Regions from separate parts of the Homo sapiens genome. Here region 2 is linked to region 1. Evidence: read pairs that join two places in POLR2A ChIA-PET (ENCODE). Cell type or tissue: MCF 10A. All regions are shown on one strand. Links, peaks and the distances in the headings refer to the core of each region. The heading gives the core; the rest is flanking DNA.

Region 1 (9,495 bases), core at 3,691-7,690:
AAATAAGACCTTAGATGTGAAAGCCCTTTGTCAACTGAGAGGTGAGATTTGATGTCAGTTTTTTTACATGCAAACCTAGGGCTGTAAAGTTTGCTCATTTCTCCTAAAATAATTATGGCTGTGGTCTGAGGACCACACGTACAACAGGATCCTCTGGGAAGCTTCCTAGAATGCAGACTTTGCAGCTCTAAATCTTGATGTGGACCCTATCATCACATTTACATTTTCAACACATCTTCAGTGATTCTTGTGCACCCCAAGGAATTTGAAAACCACTTGCTTATGCTGGGGCGGTAGTGAGGGATGGAAAAAAGCTGTTCTTCCGTTTTCTGATCTGCTGTTGGGCCAGGAAGATCCCCCGCCCTCGCCCTGAAGTTTCCTTGCTGCCAGCATCCTTTGGGAACCTCTCATCTCAGGAAGGCTGCCTCTCTGCCCCGTCATTTTCCTCCTGGCTCCCAGCTGCATGCAGGCGCCACCTCCTGGCAACATAGTTCTTTCACTCTTTTTCTCCTGTTGTGTTAATCAGATCCTCCCCACATTAAGTGTTGAGAAAAAGAGCCTTTCCAATGTCAGAAAGAAATGTGATTCTCTTATATTTGAGGGGTTTCGATGCCTCCTTAAATGTCTTCACTTCTTGTGATTTTACTATTCCACTCTCTAAAAAACAACAACAATTAATAAATATATATACGTTTAATTCTTAGTTTTAATTTAATTTTTTTTTTTTTTGAGACAGAGTCTCCCTCGGTTGCTCAGGCTAGAATGCAGTGGTGTGATCTCAGCTCACTGCAACCTCCGCCTCCCAGCATGCACCACCACGCCCAGCTAGTTTTTTTGTGTGTTTTTCATAGAGATGGGGTTTCAGCATGTTGGCCAGGCTGGTCTCCAACTCCTGATCTCAGGTGATCCACCTGCCTCAGCCTCCCAAAGTGCTGAGATTACAGGCATGAGCCACTGTGCCTGGCCTTAGTTTTAATTTTTAATACAGTAAATATCAACATATATATCTCACATAAACAAAAACATTTTGGGGCCGTGTGTGTGTGTGTGTGTGTGTGTGTGTGTGTGTGTGTGTGTCTGTGTGTGTATGTGTGTATTTTTTTTAACTCTAGGTGCTAACCTTAAATAATTCTCCTCTGGGCCAGATGTGGTGGCTCATGCCTGTAATTCCAACACTTTGGGAGGGTGAAGCAAGAGGATCATTGGAGGCCAGGAGCTTGAGACCTGCCTGGGCAAGACCCAGTTTCCGCACACACAAAAAAGAAAAAATTAGCCAGGCATGGTGGCAAGCACCTGTGGTCCCAGCTATTTGAGAGGCTGAAGTGGGAGGATCACTTGAGCACAGGACATGGAGGCTACAGTGAGCTATGATCACACCACTGCACTCCAGCCTGGGTGACAGAGTGAGACCCGGTCTCTAAAAACAATAACAATAATAGTCCTCTGTATATTTTAAGAGAACAAAGGATTCTAAGACCAAAGAGTTTGCGAATCACTGACTTATATATTTATAAAATGGAAACAAAAGTCTCACACTACAATAGTCATCCTTACATCATACAATGCACCCTGAGGCTTTCCTTTCTATTCCATTTTATTTCATCCTTTTAAAAGTACTGATGCTGGCCAAGAAAAGTTCATTTGCGATAGCTTAAAAAGCATTCAACCAAAGTATGGGAACAGTATGTAATTTTCTGGGGTCCACTTTTTATTTAAGTTAAATGTTGTTATTTAAATTTAAAAAGTGCCTAAGGCCACATTAGCCTTAGGATCATGTTCTTTCTTCTAAACAGAGCTGAATTTACCATGCAGTTAGTGAAGCTCAGGTTCAAGGCTCCTGACTTTCACAGGCCCCTCCTGGACCCTCTACCTATTTTTTACCTATAATTTGGCATTCTTTTCTAAAAGATCTGTATCTGTAATCTGTATAAACTTCAGGCCCCACAAAACCCAGATCCACACTTGCTACTAAACTATATTTTTTTCTGTATATAAGCTGGAATGTATTAAAATAACGTAGTTTTTGCTTGCTTTTCTAATTAGAAACAATGATAGTTAATAGTCAATTTTTCTAATTGAAAAAGAGCTGCTGGTTTGCATTAAGTCTCTTTGGTTGAGGAAAGAAACCCACATGAGTTAGTTATATTTCAAGGAAAAGGGAGCTGACTTTAAGGACACATGTGCACTGGAACTACAGAATCATCCAGAACCAGTCTGTTCCTTTCCCCCAGTGGTCACAGGCTCTCTTGCTCACAGCCTCTCTGCTGCTTTCTTGTGAATCTGTCCATTCTGTCCTCCTCCCTTTATGGCTAAGCCTCTTCATACTCATGAGTTGCACATGGCCCACAGGAGACTTTTGCTAGCTCTAATGGTGAATTAGCCCAGTCTCCCTCTATTTCCTAACTATCAGTTCCTCAATGAGGAATCTGATTGGCCCAGCTCAGGTTTCTAAGACATGCCACATCATAGATTGCTGGCCAGTCTGATATAGGCCACCCTTGGATCAAGTGCCCAATAAGCCATAGCTATGGAGAACAGGGTCGTGTGGTACCAACCTTAGTCTGTAGACAGGGCCTTATCCCTTAGAAGAGACTAGTCAGCAACAAGCTCAGCAAACCATCAAACTGATCTGAATTCAAACTTTGATTTTTTGCTCCATATATTTAGTTGGATTTAATATTAATTAATTTATTTTTTCAAGAACCAGAGTCTCACTATGTTGCCCAGGCTGGAGTGCATTGGCTATTCACAGGCACCATCATAGCTCACTGCAGCCTTGAACTCCTGGACTCAAGTGATCCTCCTATCTCAGCCTCCTGAGTGGCTGGGACTACAGATGTGGGTGCCACCACATCTGGCCTGGTGGTTTCCAGGCCAGATGAGTTTTAAAAACTTATCTCTTTTTTGCTTTAATTTTGTTATTTTTTAATTAATTATTTTTTATATAGAGAGATGGGGTCTTGCTATATTGCCCAGGCTGGTCTCAAACTCCTGGGCTCAAGTGATCCTCCCACTCAGACTCCCAAAGTGCTGGGATTACAGGCATGAGCCACCACACCTGGCCAGAACCTATTTTTCCCCCTTCTTTTTCCTTTTAATATATGTAGAGATGAGGTCTTGCTATGTTACCCAGGCTGGTCTCGAACTCCTGTGCTCAAGTGATTCTCCCGCCTCCCAAAGTGCTGGGATTACAAGCATGAGCCACCATGCCCAGCTTGCCAAAACCTATTTCTTTCGGGGCATATTGGTCTTTCTACTGCTTGCCTTTCAATCACTGGAAATTTGATGCAAGTCAAGGATTTTAAAGAAATATGTGCTGCTCTGTCACTCTAAAAGAATGAATAAGAAAAAAAATCAGTAGTACCTGCAAATGGGAAGTTTTATTATGATATGTTTAGCTGCTGGAGAGCTTGAGTTTAATCTTGGCCTTTAACTTATGAGGAGGATACACAAACTCACTGTATGAGTCATTTTCAAAATGTCTCCAATTATTTTGTCCCTTTGATGACATCATAGGATTCTCTGAATGCTTGGTGTGATGTACACCACTCCGTATTATTGCTTTTTTTGTTATTGATGGCAAACATGTCACTATGACTTTTTAAAATAATCTAGAAGCAGAAGCACCACATGAAATGCATTTACAAATTTTAAGTCCTTCTGGGAAAGGCTTAGAAGTTGCAGGAAAGACTACAGGACAGGAAGAGAATTCATGCACAAGCAAGCCTAGGATGGACCTGGCACTATTATGTTTTATAGCTGATCTCAGGCAAACTTCTGAGGTATCACCCTCACTTTGAAAGTAGGCAATATAAGCTTGCTAGAGCCCACTCTTCCTCTGTAGCAGCCAACCCTGTGGGGCAGTGGCTCTTTAAAGTGTGCTTCCAGGGTCTGCAGCATCCGAACCACCTGGGAACTTATTAGGAATGCAAATTCTCTGGTTTTCCCCCAGATCTCTGGTGTTCCCCCAGATCTACTGAATCAGAAACCCTGGGGGAATGGTCTAGAAAGTTGGCTTAACAAACAAGTCGGCTTAACAAGTCCTCCAGGCTATTCTGATGCAGGCAAGGGTTTGAGTACCATTGTTTAGGGCTTGCTTTTCAAAGTGTTAGGATATGCAACATACACCCAATACTTGATGGGGATTACAAGAATCTCTAGCCTGCACCATGGAACTCTCCCACTTTCATGCCTTTATTCAGGTTATTCCTCTAACTAGAATAGTCTTTCTCCAACAGACTCACCTGTTGGTATCTTGTTCATTTTTTTCAAAGCCAAACCAGTTCAATACCTACTTCCTCTAAGATGTTTCTCCCAATCCGCCCATCTCTCTGGAACATGGTGTCTGTCTTTCAACGGGTGCTCAATATACAACAAGTTGTTAGCTAGAAAGTTAGAAGTTGGGAAGTTAGGTAAAAATCATTTGGAATGAGTGTAGTGGGCTGTCTTCCATAATGACTACTAACTGATGTTTCGGGATGGACCTTTCTTTTGTTTTCTGTCATCAAGTCATGCATGTTCCCCATCCAGGCTGGAATTGCTGCTTCTCCTGGAATGTGTTTGCTTAAGATCAAGAATCAGCAAACTATGGTCCATGGGTCAAATGCAACCCACAGGCTATTTTGTACAGCTTCTGAGCTAACAATATTTTTTACAATTTTTAATGATTGGGAAAAAAAGAAAAATAATATTTTGTGATACATGAAAATTACATGAAATTCAAATTCTACCATTCATAAAATAAGAGATCATTGGAACACAGCCACACTTATTTATGTTATCCATGGCTGGTTTCCTGCTACAAGGACGGAGTTGAGTAGCTGCAACAGAGATTGTATGGCCCACAAAGCCAAAATATTTATTGTCTGGCTTCTTACAGAAGAAGTTTGCCAACCCCTACTCTAGGTGACCTCACGTTTCACTCCCTCACTTCGTTCAGGTCTTTGATCAAATGTCACCCTGGTGGGGAGAGGTCTTCCCTGATCTTCCTACTTAAACAGAACATGTTCTCCCTAGCTGCTCTTTGCACTGTTATGTTATGTTGAGCTATTTTTCTTTGTGGCACTTATCCTAAGCTGACGTTATAGAGGTATTTGTTTATTATGAGTCTCTCCTCATAAGAGCCAGCTTCATGAGATCAGGACCTTTCTTTTGGCTCATCTCCTTTTCTTTTTTAATTTTAATGAGAACCTAGAGAAAACACTCCTTTTAAAAAATATTTTTATTTATTTATTTTTTGAAACAGGGTCTCACTCTGTCACCCAGGCTGGAGTACAATAGTGCGATCACAGCTCACTCTAGCCTTCACCTCCTGGGCTCCGGTAATCCTCCGACCTCAGCCTCCTGAGTAGCTAGGACTACAGGTGTGCATCACCATGGCCAGCTAATTTTGTATTTTTGGTAGAGACGGGTTTTTGCTATGTTGCCCAGGCTGCTCTCAAACTCCTGAGCTCAAGGGATCCATCCGACCTCCTCAGCCTCCCAAATTGCTGGGATTACAGGTGTGAGCAACCGCACCTAGCCAGTGTTTTGGCTCATTTCCACATGCTCACAGGCTCTCAATAAACATTCAAATGAATGAATGAATATTCTCTAACAAGAGTATCTCTAAGACCTTCCCTGGTGGTTAGATTATTTTACTTTGATTTTGGGAGGGACAAGGAGCTGATTGAGTGTATTATCTAGACTAAGTTACGTTAACAGAGATCATTAGACTTATTGTTTGCCTTTTACAAAATGATGGATATACATTGTGAAATATTTCTTAATTAAAAGACCTGGAGGCCAAGCATTCAGACTTGGAGGCCATAAATCAAAAATCATTCTTCTGCCAGGCAAGGTGACTCATGCCTGTAATCCCAGCACTTTGGGAGGCTGAGGCGGGTGGATCACTTGAGGTCAGCAGTTCAAGACCAGCCTGACCAACATGGTGAAACCCCATCTCTACTAAAAATACAAAAATTAGCTGGGCGTGGTGGTGGGCGCCTATAATCCCAGCTACTCAGGAGGCAGAGGGGGAGAACTGCTTGAACCTGGGAGGAGGAGGTTGCAGTAAGCCAAGATTGCGCCATTGCACTCCAACCAGGGCAACAGAGCAAGACTCTATCTCAAAAAAAAAAATTTTTTTTTTCTTCTGTTTTTCAATGACAGCATCCAGAGTTGCCAATTGGAATGCAGAAAATTGATTTTGACTGTTTGTTTTTTAAGAGAGCTTAGGGACTATTTTGTCCCATTCTGTTTTATTTCAAAATTCTTCTACATTTTAATCCAATTATATATATATAGAATGTAGGCAAAATATGTGTTCCAACACATAATTGCTATTTACTTTGGGGCAAGGAGTTTTCTGGAAAAGTAGCCAGCATCACTCAAAAGCCTCTAATGACTTTCTCATACCCTCCCATTTCAAAGTCAGATGAGTTGTTTTTAAAGGAATAATTCATCTTCCTCTCCCCCCTTTTCTTTTATAAAGACTTGTCTCTCATAGTTTGCACAAGATCTTTAAAGAAATGGGCTTGAGTTTACCTTGTGCTCAGTGAACAGAGCACCTTTACTAGGAACATGCCTTCTTTTCTCCTGCAGGCAGACAAAACAGAAGAATGTATCTGAGGGATTGGCTCTATTATCATATTAAGGAAATTTATACAAATGACTACTATCTGGAAGAATCTAAATTATAATTTTACTAAGTTATGGTAGTTCTCTCAGGAAGACTCTTCCTTTTGGGATTGTCAATATGGGGAGAATTATGACTTTTGTATTAAATCCTGAAGTATTTGCAGTGGCTCACGCCTGTAATCCTAGCATTTGGGGAGGCTGAGGTGGGCAGATCAACTGAGGTCAGGAATTGCAGACCAGCTTGGCGAACATGGCAAAACCCCATCTCTACTAAAAGTACAAGAACTAGCCGGGTGTGGTGGCGTGTGCCTGTAATCCCAGCTACTCGGGAGGCTGAGACAGGAGAATCACTTAAACCCGGGAGGTAGAGGTTGCGCTGAGCTGAGATTGCACCACTGCACTCCAGCCTGGGCAACAGAGTAAGACTCTGTCTCAAAAAATAATAATAATAAATAAATAAATTCTGAAGTATTTTTCTTGGATATCATGGTCTAAGCCCCACAAAGTGTAAGTGGCTTGGCTGAGGTTACAGCCAAGGGGTCCTTGGTGTCCGGAATTGGTGGGTTCTTGGTCTCACTGACTTCAAGAATGAAGCCACGGTCCCTGGCAGTGAGTATTACAGTTCTTAAAGGCGGCATGTCTGGAGTTTGTTCCTTCTGATGTTTGGATGTGTTTGGAGTTTCTTCCTTCTGGTGGGTTCGTGGTCTCGAGTGAAGCTGCAGACCTTCGCAGTGAGTGTTATAGCTCACAAAGGCAGTATGGACCCAAAGAGTGAGCAGCAGCAAGATTTATTGCAAAGAGCGAAAAAACAAAGCTTCCACAGCGTAAAAGAGGACCCAAGCGGGTTGCCATCACTGGCTCCAGCAGCCTGCTTTTATTCTCTTATCTGGCCCCACCCACATGCTGCTGATTGGTCCATTTTACAGAGAGCCGATTGGTCTGTTTTACAGAAAGCTGATTTGTCTGTTTTGACAGGGTGCTGATTGGTGCGTTTACAATCCCTGAGCTAGACACAAAAGTTCTCCATGTCCCCACTAGATTAACTAGATAGAGTGTCAATTGGTGTATTTACAAACCCTGAGCTAGACACAGAGTGCTGATTGGTACATTTACAAACCTTGAGCTAGATACAGAGTGCCAATTGGTGCATTCACAATCCCTTAGCTAGACATAAAAATTCTCCAAGTCCCCACCAGGTTAGCTAGATAGAGTGCCCATTGGTGCATCCACAAACCCGGAACTAAACACAGGGTGCTGATTGGTGTGTTCACAAACCTTGAACTAGACACAGAGTGCTGATTGATGCACTCACAATCCCTTAACTAGACACAAAGGTTCTCCAAGTCCCCACTAGACTCAAGAGCCCAACTGGCCTCACCCAGTGGATCTCGCACCTGGGCCGCAGGTGGAGCTGCCAGCCAGTCCCGGGCCGTGTGCCCGCACTCCTTAGCCCTTGGGTGGTCGATGGGACCGGACGCCATGGAGCAGGGGGCAGTGCTCATCAGGGAGGCTCAGGCTGCCCAGGAGCCCACGGCGGTGTTGGGGGAGACTCAGACATGGCAGGCTGCAGGTCCCGCGGGGAGGCAGCTAAGGCCCAGCGAGAAATCAAGTGCAGCGCCGGTGGGCCAGCACTGCTGGGGCACCCGGCGCACCCTCCACAGCTGCTGGCCTGGCTGCTAAGCCCCTCACTGCCTGGGCCGGCAGGGCCGGCCCGCCGCTCCGAGTGCGGGGCCCGCCAAGCCCACGCCCACCTGGAACTCTAGCTGGCCTGCAAGCCCCGGGCGCAGCCCCGGTTCCTACCCGTGCCTCTCCTTCCACACATCTCCGCAAGCCGAGGGAGTCGGCTCCGGCCTTGGCCAGCCCAGAGAAGTGCTCCCACGGTGCAGCAGGGGGCTGAAGGGCTTCTCAAGCACGCCAGAATGGGCCCCGAGGCGGAGGAGGCACCGAGAGCGAGCGAGGGCTGCCAGCATGCTGTCACCTCTCACTGCCTCCACCACCAATGCTCATTCCACCTCCCCTTGTACTTCAATACCTCCCTGCGCTTTCCCAGTTTCAACTCACAGAAGGGAAAGCTGCCGGCAGGCCAGCACTGGGGCTCTTTTTGTTTAATATTTGCCTAGTTGTTGAGTAAGGATGGAGACAGACTTAAATCATTAAGTGGGATTTCTATTTTTAGACATTTCTCATTCTGCTGAATAGAAAATTTAAAAAGAGTGCATTCCTGCCTCAAGGAATGGTAGGACTTTTTGAGGCTTAATGACTAAGGGAAACAAACGTGTGCTTCAAAGTACACTGAGCACTTAGGTTCAGTGAATGCTTTCTCAAATACACTTTGGATCTAATATAAGAACTCAGTTTGTCCTGGTGCAGACTTATCTGGGAGCATTAATACTCCTGGGCTTAAACAAACTGCCCCAGAACACAGTGCTGAGAGCAGGAGACCCTGACTGGCCTCAAATCTGTTAAGATGGCAATCAATCATTTAGAAGCTTTACAACCAGGAGAAAAACGAGCGTGAGAGGAAATGTGAAACGATGACACATCATCACTCTCCACTAGAGCCCTCCAGTTTCTGAGAAAGATGGAAACTCTCTCATTGGAAAAGGCAGAAAAATAAACATGCTAACAATGAAAATTCTTAAGATTTTTTTAAAAAGAGAAACTGAGAGGAAAAATCATATCTAAGTTCTTCTAGAAAGATCACAATTTCACAAAACCTATTGTTTGGAACAAAAACCTGGGTTTAAGTTTATTTTATTTAGCTGAGCACATTTAGTAGAATTATTTCAAGTGTCTGCCTTAGTACAGACTTTTCAGAAGTGGGATAAATGTACAGTTTCCTGCTACCTAGAGCTGCTGTGAGAATTAACTAAATTA
Region 2 (9,495 bases), core at 2,372-6,371, 1.4 Mb after region 1:
TCTACAAGATTCCATGGGAAAGCCGGAGGGACTGACTTGGTCTGCAACACCTTCACAAGATGTCATGCCATGAGAACTCTTAGATGAAAGCTACTCCAGTGTTTTCCAGAAAGGTTTCCACATAAGGTTACTCCAAGTTCAGGGCTGACTTTGGTGTATTGTAAACCCAGAGGGTGAATTTGGTGGATTTAAGATTTCATCTTAAATGGTGAAATTAGACATGCAATAGTACATTTCTTTTTACTGTAACTGTCCCTTCAAAATGTTTTAGTATCGGCCAGGCATGGTGGCTCACTCATGTAATCCCAGTACTTTGGGAGGCCGAAGCAGGCAGATTGCCTGAGGTCAGGAGTTTGAAACCAACCAGGCCAACACGGCAAAATCCCATCTCTACTAAAAATACAAAAAATTAGCTGGGCATGGTGACAGGTGCCTGTAGTCCCAGCTACTTAGGAGGCTGAGGCAGGAGAATCGCTTGAACCCAGGGAGCGAAGTTGCAGTGAGCTGAGATCCCGCCATTGCACTCCAGCCTGGGCAACAGAGCAAGACTCCATCTCAAAAAAAAAAATTTAATATCACCTATGTTTTATGGCTATCAAACTACTCTCAGTTAGAAGAAGTTTATCATTGTAAATTTGCCAGTCACTTTGGTGTTTTGATAACTTTGTTGTCTGAGTACTTTTTCCTCCTTCCCTTCCTTCCTTCTTTTCTTTCTTTTTTTCTTTAGATTCACAGTATAAAATTCTTCTATTTAAAGATAATAAAACTAGAATATTAAAACTAAGACATAAATGTAGACTTCCGGTTCAAAATAATAATTTGATGCCAGACATTTAATATTCTGTTCTTTAATGTCTCCCTTGAAATTAAGAAAGAAATAGAAGAAAAATAAAGAAAGATCTGAATGAGCACACAAAAGCACACAGGAAGTATACTCACTATTTACTGAAGAGAAATTTGGAGGCAATTCAGGAATGTGGAACCCAGGTGAGACCTAATTTAAGTGAAAATCAACCAGCCTGATATTCTCTTTTTTTTTTTTTTTTTTTTTTTTGTGAAAGAAGTCTATGTTGGACCTAAAAGGACAGAAGTCCACAGATACTCCTAGGATAAGAAAAGGGCAGGATCTGGAGGTAATTGTAGGCTAGGAGAGCCCAGAAAGGGAACTTCTCACTTTATGATTGTAGTACTTAGAACCCTGGGCCCCGAACCTCATCCTGCCCTAAACTTTGTCCAGATGGTGTCCTAACTAAACAAGGACAGTGAGCTCTATCTGAAAGCAGTTGTTTATAATTAGAGGAAGGGAGCTAGCTAGCTTTGAGCTACTGCAAACAATGTGCTTATAAAAATTTAGGGTAATCTTTCCTTTAGCCAGAACTTTGAGTAGTGGCAAGCTCGCTCTTTTCCTTCCTTCCTTCCTTCTTTTCTCTCTTTCTTTCTCCTTCCTTCCTTCGTTCCTCTCCTCCCTCCCTCCTCCCATCCCCTCCTCTCCCTCCCTCTCTCTTTTCTTTCTCTCTTTCTTTCTTTCTTCCTTCCTCCCTCCCCTCCCCTCCCCCTTCCTCCCCTCCCCCTTCCTCCCCTCCCCCTTCCTCCCCTCCCCTCCCCCTTTCCTCCCCTCCCCTCCCTTTCTCTTTCTTTCTCTCTCTTTCTTTCTTTTTCTTTCTTTCTTTTCTTTCCCCTTCCTTCCTTCCTCCCCTCCCCTCATTTCTTTCTTTCTTTCTCTCTCCTTCCTTCCTTCCTCCTCTCCCCTCCTTCCTTCCTTCCTTCCTTCCTTCCTTTCTTTCTTTCTTTCTTTCTTTCTTTCTTTCTTTCTTCCTTTCTTTCTTTCTTTCTCTCTCTCTCTCCCTCCCTCCCTCCCTCCCTTCCTTCCTCCCTCCCTTCCTTCCTCCTTTCCCCTTCTCCTTCCTTCCTTCCTTCCTTCCTTCCTTCCTTCCTTCCTTCTTTCTGTCTTCCTTCGAGTCTCGCTCACTGTAGCCGCAACCTCCTGAGCTCAAGTGATCTTCCTGCCTCAGCCTCCAGCATAACTGGGACCACAGATATGCACCACCACACCCAGCTATTCATTTTGTGTTTTCAGACAGAGTCTTACTATGTTGCCCAGGCTGCTCTTAAACTCCTGACTTTGAGTGATCCTCCCACCTTAGTCTCTCAAAGTGCTGGGATTACAGGTGTGAGTCCCCACACCTGGCCAGCTCTGCTTTTCATTTGATGAGGAAGGTCCGTTGAGTGAAGTAGGAACTTGCTACATGAACTGTTCATTGAGGCCGTCACACTGATTAGCAAGGTGGGTGGTGCCCACTTACTTCCGGGCTCCTAGCGTAACAGTGGCAGTGGCCCCTTCTGGTTATGGTTCTCTCAATACTAACCACAAATGGAAAATGAATTGAGAATAAACTAGAACTATTAAAAGTAACCCCCCTCTGCTTTTATTTGGGACTACACAGAGCCAGTTTCTAGTACAACTTATTTTAACTGACAGAACTACGCAAGCATTGGCCTGTTAAGGATGAGTAAACTTCAAGGACAAAAACATCATTGTTATGAAAACATTTATTAGTTCCGCTCACAGGCACCAATCTAAGGAATTTAGAGTAAATAACCTCTCAGCAAATAAACTTACTGAAATAGTAACAGGAAAATGGTTCTAAAATATATACCAAATCATTTTCTTAATTGATGGCTAACTATATCAATTAAATAAAATAAAACTTGCTTTTAGATTTTTTAATTCCCCAAATTAAAATGCCATGAGGCAGTGAAGAGTAGAATTGATACTTCAGGAAAATAAATTAATTAAATGCAAGTCCAGCCATCAAAAATTTTCTGTAACTTAGAGGAAAAGTATAAGTATGGCCTAGAAAATATAAGAGACAGGAGAAAATACCCGGGAGAAAAACATATTTGTAATAGAAATTCATATTATTCACAGGGCACTTGAAAAAGAAGCAAAAATTATTAAATCATTGATACAAATTTTCTTAGTTGAAAACTTGATTTTGGGGATATACCAGAAGAAAAACAATGAAGGGGATTGGACATAAACACATTTGGGTGAAGCATTTTAATTTATGATAGTGTAAAAAAGTCTGTAAGTATACAACAAGGAAAAAAGCTACTCAACAAAAGGAGGAAAATGTGAGGTTAGAATTAGACATCTCAGCTACAATAAATGCCCTTAGATAGTAGGAGTCATGCTTGCAGTTTTCTGTGAAAAGAAATATTCTGAACCTAGAATTCGGCACCTGAAACTCTCATGCACGCATGAAAGTAACAGAAACGCAGCCTCAGTCATGACTTTACAAAGTAATGCATTTCTGCTAAGTGATTACAAGCCAAATGCTCCAAAATTAGTAATTAGCTTTCTTATACACCAGGAATAGCCAGTTGAAAACTGTAATACAAAAAAAAGATATTTTTATTAGGCAATCAAAGTATAAAACAAAATATCTAGGAATATAATGAGAAGTATACACAATATGGTAATGTCCTCTTTTCAGTAAATACTTAATGTTCACCAAGTTCCCAACATTGGGAACATAAAACTGAGTGACACAAAAGAAAATCTGAGTAAACGAACACAGTGCTCCTAAATGGGAAAATTAACAGTGAAAAATATCAGTTCTCCCTCAAATCTATCAGCCTGTTTATCTATCTGTCCCTATGTATGTATGTATGTATGTATGTATGTATGTATGTATGCATGTATCTATCTATCTATCTATCTATCTATCTATCTATCTATCTATCTACCTCTATCCATCTATCTATCTATCTATATTAGCTAAACTCAAACATTGATTATTTTAGAGTTGAGGAAGAGATTTAGAGAGATATTTATGTATAAGAATAAGTGAGACTGTAGCCGGGAAATATTTCGAAAAAAATTAAGACTGATTTTGGAGGGAGAGCACAGAATAATTTTTTTAAATGGCAGAACGTTTATAATTAAAATATTCTAGTGTTGATATGGGCCCAGTACAAAAGAATCATAGTATACAATAAAGTTCAGAAAAAGTATGTGTGTGTGTGTGTGTGTGTGTGTGTGTGTGTGTCGGTATTATTTCAGTATTTGATTCGAGTGTCCTTTCAAATTACTTCGGACAAATATATTATTTATGTTAATGATGTTAAAGTTTGACTACCTGGTTTAGAAAAATAATATCAAAATGGCCAAAAAATATTGGTGAATGTTTCTTTAATCCCTGAGGAGAGAATTCTTTAACAAAACCGTAAAGTTGAAAACCATAAAGGAAAAGACTGATGGATTAAACATCCACGATGGTGACATCTAAGTGTCCAACTACTGCCAACCTCCTCTTTCCATAGGATAGAGTTATTACTGGGAAACAGCTGTCCAACCAGCTACCTTTTAAAAATCTTGCATCTACATGAGGCCACATGAGTATTGCCAGGGCCATGGTGATTATGAAGTGTTTGCCGACCGGATGATAGATATCAGGCCCTGGTGATGTTACAACATGAAAAGACCTAGGTTATAAATCACAGCATGCAAGAAAGCTGCCCACTGACCAGGAAATTGTGACATAGCCACACAATGGAATCCAATTCATCAACAGAATAGCATGAATATTTACCGTGTGGTTATTTGTATTGCTAGGTCATTATACATATGCATCAGTGCAAAAAACAAATTGATATATATCTATAGCCAAACAATAATGAGCCTTTTATATAGAAACTCCTAGGCTAGAAGGAAAGATTAAGACAGAACCCAAAGTACTGCCCACATCTATTTACTGCAAATGATTTTATTCCAAAACACACTCTTACTGTCGTATAAGCAAAGGCCAATTGGTTAGACCCTGATAAGGGGACCAAAGTGAAGGTCTGTGTTCCCTTTGTGACCCAGTTAGCTTTGATCTCATTCACACATCTGGCAAATGGAGATGCTAAACCTGTAGGGTTTATGTGAGGACCAGAAATAACGTTTATGAAATAACTGACACATAATAGACAGTATATAAAGACAGATAAAATTATTGTCATTATTATTAGCAGTGGTGTTATGACAACACTTTCTTGCTAGTGGCTTTAAAAATACTTTTTGATAGAGAGGGTGTATGCACAAGTCATCCTTTCTCAGGACATGAGGCTTAAGTTGGGTATGGAAAAAGAAAGAATACTAATAAAATGGGTTACAGTGACTTTTGGTTGAGCCTTATTTATTTTCTTAGATCTGTTTGAACAGACAGTTGTCATGTGGTTCACTCTGCTTTATGACGGAGGAAGAAGCAGCCATCTTCTTTCAAAGGTGCTGCTATGTTTCAGAGTGGTTTGACTCACACCTATAGCTCAGAAAAGAAGGAAATGATTGTAGTGAGAGGGATTGGAAATGGATGCTAACAAGCAAAGGACTAAAGTCAGGGTCAAAGTCACTTCTTGCTATAAAATTATCTCAGTGTTATTCTCTTTAACAAATGGTTTTATTTTCACTCCCCTCAAACAGCTATGATCATTATTCTGGCAACACTCGGTTCCATTTCAACATTAGTGGACATACCAGGTTGTGGCCATCTTTGGAATAACCCTGCACGCATGAACTCCTCTTTTGTTATTCCTTGTCTTTGTGACTATGCTAGCCATTCACCTACTCCTCACAACAGAAAATATGGGAGTCAACCTTGCTTCGTTTTATTTCAACACACACACACATACACACACACACACACACACGCAGTAAATCACCTAAGTTCATCATCCCACAGTCTCCCCATGCCTACTGCCAGTCTCCAACTCTAGGCCACTCTCATCTCTGTCCTTGATAACTCTTCTTCCTCCCAGGCTGTCCTCACTCAAGTCCATCCTCCATAATGCAGCCAAAGTATTCTTTTGAAAATGCAACTCTGATCAAGTCATTTCCCTGTCTAAACTATGAACTGGTTTTCCGTGTCCGGCGTTGAAAAATCTCACCATACTCAAAATCTTGCTGGCTTTCCTCTCTGACTCACCCTTCACCTTCCTCCCTTACACTGGGCCCCACCCTTATTTAAGTATTTCCTGTCACTTGAAGATGTTGGCTCCCCTTCGCCTCTGGGCCTTTCCACATGCTATTACCCCTACCTGGAACACACTATTGTGACAGCTACAGATTGGCACTTGGGTCACAGACCTCAATACAGATGTGTTTTAGGTTATTTTAGCTGTAACGCCAAGAAATACCAAGAAACACACGTTTAGGCTTAACCCAAATAAATATGAATACTTTCTTTTTCTTTCTTTCTTTTTTTTTTTTTAATGAGACAGAGTCTCGCTCTGTCGCCCAGGCTGGAGTGCAGTGGTCTGATCTCAGTTCACTGCAAGCTCCGCCTCCCGGGTTGACGCCATTCTCCTGCCTCAGCCTCCTGAGTAGCTGGGACTACAGGCGCCCGCCACCACGCCCGGCTATTTTTTTGTATTTTTAGTAGAGACGGGGTTTCGCTGTGTTAGCCAGGGTGGTCTCGATCTCCTGACCTCGTGATCCGCCCACCTCGGCCTCCCAAAGTGCTGGGATTACAGGCTTGAGCCACCGAGCCAGCCAATATGCTTATTTTCTTGACAGCTTCCTCACCCCTTAAGGAGGCATTCACTGGAGTCAGAAGGCGTGGCCGAAAGAAGAAACTCTGCGCTTCCCTTCCTGCCCCCATCAGGCGTAGCTGTCATTCCTATTGGTCCCCACCAAGGTGTGCCCAGCTGGCTTACATGTCTCATTCAGCCTCATTCATTAATCATACGCATCCAAAATTCAAACCAACACTTACAGTATTACACCAAACACTTGTTTTTTTAGTTCCATAAATTTGTGCTATTGCAGCCAATCATCCCACAACCATATAAAAGGAGTCTTAGCACGTGGTTAATAAGAGTTAAGGAAGCCAGGTTCCAGAAGGAATTTCTCAGGATTCCCTCTGATTCAGCATTCTTCATTCCTCCATTCTTGACCTGGCTATGCCTTACACACCCCTGGGCTCTTAGTTTTAAAGCTCTTTTCTGCTCCCCACTGTGGTCGTGTTAGGTTCCCCTACCAAGAGTTGCAAAATCCCTTGTTTCCCAGTAATGTTCTCTGCTAATACTCTGTTTCTTGACTGTGCTCTGAGCTTCCGAAAGGCAAAGAGTGTATTTGTCAAGGTCCCCATTGTATCTACAGAGCCTGGCATGTGGTGACTGCACAATAAATATTGCTGAACAAATAAATAAAATAAATCGTGGCAAGAATAGAGATTGCATTAAAAGTTTATCTCCCCTTTTCCCCTTTATCCCCAGGAGACCCCATCCTCCAGAATTCAAAGAAGAAAGTTGAACCCTTCTCACATTAAGCCTATCTGAAAAGCTGCTTTTAGAAACTCCAGTGCACACTCACACACCATTATATGTTATTTCAGGCTGGTGTAATAATAAAACTGTCAATCCTATGAATAAGAACTGTTTCTTTACTTGGATTCTTGCTCATGTTCGTGTATATTTATGTATTACTAGAAAAGCAGCATTCTTAAGATTCTTAGATTGTTTTGATAAGATATGACTCTACTTTTCCCAGCCTTTCTTATTATAAGAATCTTTAACAAGCTCTTTAAACAGTTCACACATGCTACCTTACATTTTTATGTGATGTAACGTATAGTGAAAATTTTTTAAAAAGATTTTCTTAATATAATGTTTAAATAATAAAATTATTTCTTGTCTAATGATATTTGTGCAAGTAGACTAGTTTTTTTATGCATAGAAGACACACCATTTCTTTAGTTTCGTTGAGGAATAATTATCAATCATTATTATTTATAAGACAAGGCTGTTCTTTTTTAAAAAAAATCTTTAATTTAAAATACCTCTGTATTTAAGAGTGTTAACTACAAGAGCCTTTTCTATTGTCGTTCTTAGAAAAAAAAAGGTTCTGATGTTTGCTAGTCTAATAATTTATTTAATGCCTAAATTCATGTGACCTGAAAAAAAAAGTTTAAAACATTAAGTGAAGATGTGTGGTTCTATGGAGGGCAAAAGTCTTGTGTATAAGACCACAGGTAGCAGCCAGCTCCCTCAGTGGCCATCTCTATCAGCCTTGAGACCACCTCTCCTTACTGATCTTAGCTAGAAAACAGGCAAAAGGTAGCAGCTTCTAGTGACCATTCCAGGCTGCTTACAAACAGGGTGATTCTGGGGGAAAGCAGAACTGGGTGCTTTCCATCTCCATTGAAAAATGAAAAAAACAGAAAAAAATGGACAAAATGAAGAAAGAATATAGAGAATTTCAAACAACTGGCTTAGTCTTGGGCCTTCTTTCCCTGCCCACCCCACACCACCATCTTTTGCATGCCCTTCTCACCCTGCCCTGTTGTCAACCTTGAGCTGTCTTGGAAGCAAAGTCCAAGGGGACAATGGAGCATGCAGGCAAGTTCCATATCACCCCATTTGCCTAGAGCATTTGGTTGCCCCATGAACACAGAATTCCAGTGGACCCACAATGTGTGGGAGTTCAGTGAGGCTCATGGCGAGTACAAGGGAAATGTGTCATGTTTATGACTAAGTGGTCATGCTTCCTGTTCAAACAAGAAAGAAGGCAACAGCATTCTAAGAAACACAAACAACCAAGGGATCTTAAAGTATCCTTTCTCACTCCTGTCACTTCCTTGTAATAACCAACCAATTACATGGAAAACGATGACATTGAAGGAAAGGGAAAAATAGGGAAACCTACAGATCTTTTTTCTTTCTGTTTTTAGAAAGCACATCAACAAGCCAAATGTAGAAAGCATCGGTAAAATGTGCAAATATAAAGAAATAAAAAAGAGTTGAGTTAGTGTTGTGTGGCGTTCACACTGTTCTGGTGAGAATGAAATACATATGCGCATACAAGGTACAGAACGTGAATTTATGAATTGTGTAATTTTGGTGATTCGGCAGAAGAGTTACATGTTCTTATATTTGCCTCTAAAACTTGCACTGAACAATGGTACAATTCATGCTCATAATTAAAACTTTTAATTTTTCTTTACTTTAGAACTACATTAAATAGCAAATAAATAACAACATGGCAAGTCAAGAGAGATCATGGAAAAAAGGAAAAGGCTTCATATTTAGTATCTTTAATGGCATATTTTCTGTTTTTGTTTTTGTTTTTTCTTTTTTTGAGCAAGAGTCCTGCATTTTCATTTTGCCTTGAGTCCTGCAATCATGTAGCTGGCCCTGCTTCCAAGAAAAGAGGAAGGAAGAGCCAGTGCTTCACTATGGTAGGCCCTGAAGTGGGATCCAGCTCTCTGGCTTTGCTATGGCTTCAGCCTTCCTGATGTGACTTCCCTTTCCTGTCTCCTTCCCTTGTGACTGTGACTTCTCAGCAGCTCCTGAGCTCTCTGCCTCTTGGCTCGAAGGGACCATACTTACACTGATGCTAGAGCACACCCTTTATTCCTGGGTCCAGTTGTTGACGTAGCAACTTCAAATGGACACAGAGATCTCTGGACATTTTCTGTTTATGTATTTATTTATTCACTAAGCATATATTAA

Evidence for each region. ChIA-PET counts read pairs that join two places held together with the same protein. Peaks named below come from ENCODE experiments on the same cell type or tissue, not always from the same donor. Only the 100,000 strongest peaks of a DNase experiment are listed, where the experiment ranks them.
Region 2: POLR2A ChIA-PET joins it to region 1 with 5 read pairs; 1 of 35 experiments calls an interaction of 5 or more read pairs at or near these places.

The regions. Positions count from the first base shown.
Region 1 is chr7:39,745,891-39,755,385 of GRCh38, forward strand. The region is part of intron 1 of LINC00265 (long intergenic non-protein coding RNA 265); the gene reads left to right. Among named protein-coding and RNA genes, the nearest start is that of LINC00265, 17 kb to the left of the region's middle. RefSeq lists enhancers at 3,819-4,656, 8,263-8,930. In MCF 10A, for the core only: no CTCF peak of the experiment used is centred there; a DNase peak (open chromatin) is centred at 5,798.
Region 2 is chr7:41,181,556-41,191,050 of GRCh38, forward strand. No RefSeq gene overlaps it. Among named protein-coding and RNA genes, the nearest start is that of LINC01449, 85 kb to the left of the region's middle. In MCF 10A, for the core only: no CTCF peak of the experiment used is centred there; DNase peaks (open chromatin) are centred at 4,466 and 5,966.